2 separate regions of the Homo sapiens genome follow, and region 1 is linked to region 2. The links are chromatin contacts, found by Hi-C or POLR2A ChIA-PET in ENCODE. All regions are on one chromosome and are shown on one strand. The core of a region is the stretch at or near the end of the contact, and the rest is flanking DNA. Distances in the headings are between cores, read along the strand shown.

Evidence for each region. A loop is a pair of places that touch in the nucleus more often than their neighbours do. ChIA-PET counts read pairs that join two places held with the same protein, here RNA polymerase II (POLR2A).
Region 1: a loop to region 2 is called in a map of PC-3, with 9 times the contacts of the local background. The contact joins the promoter of REP15 here to the enhancer-like site in region 2. A Hi-C loop is called at or near these places in 1 of 168 maps with a recorded cell type or tissue (PC-3). POLR2A ChIA-PET finds 5 or more read pairs at or near these places in 1 of 52 experiments (PC-3).

What each region holds. Positions count from the first base shown.
Region 1 is chr12:27,694,789-27,697,879 of GRCh38, reverse strand. REP15 (RAB15 effector protein) reads right to left here and starts at 1,433. Exons shown (of 1, transcript NM_001029874.3): 1 at 284-1,433. The coding sequence starts at 1,317. The coding sequence ends at 607. PPFIBP1 (PPFIB scaffold protein 1) reads right to left here. Exons shown (of 30, transcript NM_003622.4): 30 at 2,316-3,091. All of the region lies in intron 3 of MRPS35-DT (MRPS35 divergent transcript), which reads left to right.
Region 2 is chr12:27,572,838-27,575,924 of GRCh38, reverse strand. All of the region lies in intron 1 of PPFIBP1 (PPFIB scaffold protein 1), which reads right to left. Among named protein-coding and RNA genes, the nearest start is that of PPFIBP1, 50 kb to the right of the region's middle. RefSeq lists an enhancer at 1,615-1,909. Within about 2 kb of position 1,789, at least 4 of the 41 ENCODE cell types and tissues checked have a DNase peak (open chromatin) inside an H3K27ac peak, as active enhancers do; they include PC-3, where a contact is called at or near this core.

The sequences.
Region 1 (3,091 bases), core at 184-2,683, 120 kb before region 2:
AAGATGAGGATTCACTCTGTTGCCCAGGCTAGAGCACAGTGGTGCAATCACAGCTCACTGTAGCCTTAAACTCCTGGGCTCAAGCGATCCTCCCACCTCAGCCTACTGAGTAGCTGAGACCATAGGCATAAGCCACTGTGCCTGGCTTGAAACTGGCATTACAAATGTAATTAAACCTGCTCTGTAGCCTTACCCACTACTTTATCCTACCCATCTCCCACCAACAGATGCAAAAACACATTTTATACTTTTGAGTGCTAGACTTATTATTTCAAACAGACACTTTTTTTTTGCAAATCAAACTTTAAATGTGACTTTATTATCTCTCTTCCATTTTTATTATTGAATAAGTGAATGAAATATTAAACTAAATTATAACTTTTCCTGAACTGTTTTTAAATCATAGGCAGAGCCAGGGTTTTCTTTTTTTCTCTCTCTCTCTGTAATTGCGACATGAATGTACTTTGATCCCAGTAATCATTTTCAATCAATGGGAAAACAAATGAAAAAAAATCCCATGCTGGAATGATGCAAATAGGTGAGCTTGCTTATTAGAATCTTTTTTTCTTTTCCTCTTACAGGCCACTCACATAATACATATCCAAGTCAGAGAATGCTGATATAAACCTTGCCCACCTCTCTCAGCCCGTCTTTCTTACTCAGACAATTTCTGAGCAGCTCTTTGATGAACACACAATCTTCAGTTTCCAGGACAAACTGAGCCACAGCCTTCCCTCCTGGCAGATGGCTCCTCACCATCTGACTTTTGACACTGTCCAGGACAACTCCCCTGATGTCTTTAGGCTTTCCTGGCATACCAAAGATGATAAACAGACCCAGGCAATCCTCTCCTATTAAGTTACAGAATTCTTCCAGCTTATCAAATCTACTTTTCTTCCAGGAAGACTCCTCTACCCTTGATTCTGGATTGGAAAGGTCACAAGGCTTAGATTCCACAGGAGGAGGTGAAGACATCTGCAGAGTCTGTACTGCGAGCTGAAGCTTTATTTGCTTGTTGGATCCCCAAAAGGTCCAAATCCAGTCTGCACCAAACAGGAAGGCTTGGTGCTTGGTCATCTTGGTGGTGGTCAGCCACTCATCAACTCCCTTTTCTTGGCAGAAAGTGATGAAATGGATTAAGAAGATCTCATTCAGAGTATTTGCAGCTGGGCAGAGTTTACTTGGAGGATATTCAAATCCAAGGTACTCCTTCAGTTTCTGAGCTGCATGGACTATAGCTTCACTGACCACCTCACAGACGACGGGCACCTCTTTGCTGTCCTTCAGAGCCAACTGTTGCGATGCTTTCTGCCCCATTTTCTCTGCATCCAAATATCAAACATGTGAATCTGGTTCAGACGTACTTCTTTTTCAAAGTAAAAGTTCTGCAGGGAGGCCACATCTGTTAATGGTTCATGTTTTTCTAACTCTACAGCTTCCTCGGGTGTAGTTAAGCATATATACATACAGCTAAATAAACATGTTAGTTCTCTCTGTTTGTCAGTTGGGTGTGTTGTGTTCATACAGTTCCTGCTGGTTTATTAAGTTAAAGATACTAAATTTCACACAAAACATCTGTTCTATCTAGGTTATATTCACTCTACTTTTAATCTTTGGTAATCTCTTCCAACATGTTTCCTCTTTCCAAGTTTTAGTTGAAGTAAAAATAGCACGTTAGTTCTTTTTGTTTTTGTTTTTTGAGACAGGGTCTCACTCTGCTACCCAGGCTGGAGTGCAGTGGCGCAATCATGGCTCACTGCAGCTTCAACCTCCCTGGGCTCAGGTGATCTCACCTCAGCCTCTTGAGTAGCTGGGGCTACAAGTGTATACCACCACACCTGGCTAATTTTTGTGTATTTTTTGTAGAGGTGGGGTTTCACCATGTTGTCCTGGCTGGTCTCAATCTCCTAGGCTCAAGCAATCCTCCCGCCTCGGCCTCCCAAAGTGCTGGGATTATAGGCATGAGCCACTGCACCCAGCCCTATGTTAGTTTTTTAAATATCCATACACCTCTTTCTACAACTAACTTCTTCCAATCTCTAGGTGAGTCATTTCCATTTGCTTTTCCTATTTTCTTTTTTTGTTTGTTTTTGTTTCTTTTACCTTCTGCCATGATTCTTCATTCCCCAGCTCAGTTGCTTCTTTTCCTACAAAAGCTTCTCAAACAAAGGCCTCAAATTCCTATCTGTTGATACACATTATAAACTCCATTCGAACAAATTTATGGCAGTTTATAAAGAGATTGTGTTATTTTCTATGTCAGAAACAAAGCCTGTTACTATGAACAACGGAAAATGAAATAAGGGCAATAAAAATGAGGCAATTATCAATTGACTTTATTTCCTTTCATATGGTAACACCAGCAGTGTATGATATTTGTAAATAAAATACGTCATAAAAAAATTTAACCTTATTACCTATTATCAGTTAGGTTATACCATCCTGAATAAAAAATATTTGGGCCGGGCATGGTGGCTCACGCCTGTAATCCCAGCACTTTGGGAGACCGAGGGGGGCGATTCACGAGGTCAGGAGATTGAGACCTTCCTGGCTAACACGGTGAAACCCCGTCTCTACTAAAAATACAAAAACAAAATTAGCCAGGCGTGGTGGCAGGTACCTGTAGTCCCAGCTGCTTGGGAAGCTGAGGTGGGAGAATGGCGTGAACCCAGGAGGCGGAGCTTGCAGTGAGCTGAGATTGTGCCACTGCACTCCAGCCTGGGCAACAGAGCAAGACTCCGTCTCAAAAAAAAAAAAAATGGCGTCTGTAACAGTTTCCTGGTATTTTCAACCAGGTTCTAAGAACAAATTGATTTTTTGAAGTGGTGACATCTAGTCACATTAAAATAAAATCCAAATAAAGTAAGTTCAATACAGTTACCACATAATGAATGGTAGAGTTTAAAGAAAATTATTATTAGCATCAAATCAATTGTTATGAATAAATAGTAATTTGATATTACAAGTTCTTTAATGAATACCTTGGTAACTTGCTGACAACTTAAAAGATAATACCACTGATATTCAAATACAGTTTATAATCAAGTCCAGTGGCAGATACTGAACCGCCCACCTCCACCTCAATTTGTGA
Region 2 (3,087 bases), core at 540-3,039:
ATGTTCTTTGTTCTACAGTTTTGATCAAATGAAGAGACTTTAGTCATTTCCTCAGAAACAGACTTAAGCTATAAATACTAACTAACCAACATAGCCACTCGCAAAAAATCTCAATGACAAGTTTAATTTGAAAACAAGAACACATTATCGAACTGAAAAGTAAGCCATAAAAAAATCCAAACCCATGCAAACAGCATTTCTAGAAGAAAAACCCTTAGTGAAATGACAAGCATAAATACAAATAGCTTGTTATTTGACTCACAAACCTATCCCATACATAGAGAAGCAAAAAAGAAACCAGTCTATATTTGGGTCCATTTAATCAAACAAACTCTTAACATCCTGCCCACAACCTCAGGTCTCAAATTCCAAGATAATTCTCCAACTGTTAAATAAGTGATTTCTATGGATCTCTTTGAGATAAAAAACACATTTGTTACTATTGCTTATTTTCTAAATCCCTTTGCTATCCTAAAGTATGACCATCATGAGACTAACATGTTAAACAATCATTAAAAATCAAAGTTTCTGTTTATCATAATACATAATGCCATATCTCAGCCTTCAAAATGAAATGGAATCTATAGTCTCCTTTCAGATATGACTTAAGTGTCTAAAGCAAGGGTCTGTAAGAAGGCCAAATGTGGGTCTGCCACCTGTTTTTGTAAATAAAATTTTATTGGAACACAGCCACACCCATACATTTACATTTTGTCTGTGGTTGATTTTTCCAAGACACAATAACAGAGTTGAGTAGTAGCAACAGAGACCATAAGATCCACAAGTATAAAATGTTTATATCTGGCCTTTTAAGAAAAGATTTGCTGACCTCTGGTCTAAAAAGCCTGCTACTTCAGTAGACTGTCTTAAAATAAGAAATGCTAATCCTGGTATAGTCATGTTGCTGGATAATTACCTAAGTCACTTAACCTTTAACTGCTTTAATTTTTTCATTTATGATACACTAATTGTGATATTCGTTGGGAACTTATATACCAGGGAATATTTTAAGAGCTTTGCTCTTAGTAAATAAACAACAAATCTGTTCATTTAATTCTGACAAATATCCTAGGAAAGAAGTAAATTATTTCCACCTTCTAAATGAGATAATCAAGGCAGAGGGGTTAAATAACTTGTCCAAGGTTAAGTAGTGGAGAAATCAGGACCAGAACCCAGGCAGTCCAGCTCCTGAGCTCATTTCTTAATCTTTATGCTACGTTGATAATACTTTCCATTTTATAAATTATACAAAATAAAATCTCAAAAGGTCTGTTAGTTATGTTAGGTCAATCCAGTAAAATATACCTCTGCATAATTTAGGTTAAGATACCAAAAATAAGACTATACATGGACTTCCATGGACTTTTAAGACCCATCTAAGATTAGAGCTAATCTTGGGGTACTGGGAATATAAAAGCTTATCATTCTTTATTTTTTAGCATAAGTAATCAAAGAATCAAGCTAACTGACCAATATCTATCTTTTCCTTGGTAAGTAAGGCCTCTCCAGGAAGTTCAGGCCCTTCAGAAAGGCTTCAGGAGGAAGACTTAGCAGAGAGACTCTAAATCTTCCAAGTTTGTTCCCATCTAGTCTTACCCCCCACCAAGTTTCCATCTGAGAAAACGTTGAGTAAGCATCAACAGACTTTACGGAAAGATTGTTCTCATAGCCTGGCAAAAAGAGCTCTATCCAGCCACAACCATCACATGGTCAGGAAGATGTCCCCTTGCTGAATCACCCCCACCACTTCCTGAAGTTCTCTGGGATTTTGGGAGGAAATATGTCACCTAAATGTGACTCAGTGCCCTTCTGTACTGAAAGATAGGTTTATATGATTCCAAATAAATCGAGAGAAAACATAGCACTAAATTACTCATCACCAAGTCATGTGCAGAGATGGTCTTAATCTTTTTGTTGTTTTGGGCTTTTTTTTTTTTTTTTAAGAGACAGGGTCTCACTTTGTCATCCAAGCTGGAGTGCAGTGGTACAATCACAACTCACTACAGCCTCGAAAGCCTGGGCTCCAGCAATCCTCTTGCTTCAGTCTCCTGAGTAGCTAGGAATACAGGTGTGCAAGCTTGACTAGTTTATTATTTTATTTTTTTGTACTGATGAGGTCTCACTTTGTAACCCAGGCTGGTTTCTAACTCCTGGTTTCAAGTAGTACTTCCATCTCAGCCTCCCAAAATGCTGGGATTACAGGCATGGGCCACTGCACCCGCCGGCTTTTAACCTTCTTTTTAATCACGCTAGTCTCCAACTGGTTTTCAATGTCTGCAGAGTAAAGTCTAGATCCTTGAGTTTGACTTTAAAGACCTTCCACATCTTGTCTTTCTAACTTTTCCAACCTCATCTCCTTCCATGTTTGGTCTTCATGCCTCCAGGATGGCCGGCTTTTTCTTCAGTATATCATATCTACTCCTGTTTCTGAGGCCATACTCATTCTGTACCCTTTGTTAAAGACCCTATTTTCTCCTCTACTACCAACATCAAAACCTATACTAGCAACACACTCAAAACCATATTTGTGGCTCAAATATGGTTTTGGCTTCTTAGATCTTGCCCAAATCATGAAGCCTTTTCATATTATGTCCCTATGTAGTCTTCCTTTTCTCTCATTGCCAACACCCGTTACTATTTCCACCACCCATTCATTCGGGTATTTAATCATGTATTAATGTTCACTGTTTAAATATTCCAAAAGTCTGTTTTGCTTTCTCAATAAGACATTGTTTCTCAAATAACAGATTCTTTCAAATAGATGCTTGGCATTTTCAAATTGTAGATGAAGAGTCCTTGACAAGTAGAGCTAACTTAGCTGAGAAGCAAATTCAAATCACAAGCTTGGGCTGTGTTAGTTACATGGAGCCCAGCCAACCAATAAACATCTGCATTCCAAGAAAGCTTTGTTTTCTGACTATCTAGTAACTCTTATGAGCAAACTTCAAACTTATTTCTTTGTGGGATTGTTAGAAAAAAGCCAGCGGTCAGTCCTAGCAATGAAAGTGAAGATCAAGTGGTACAAGAAAGTGATAGCCCTTAGCCAATAAAATAAATAGACATTAAAGAGATGAAGAAATTACATGT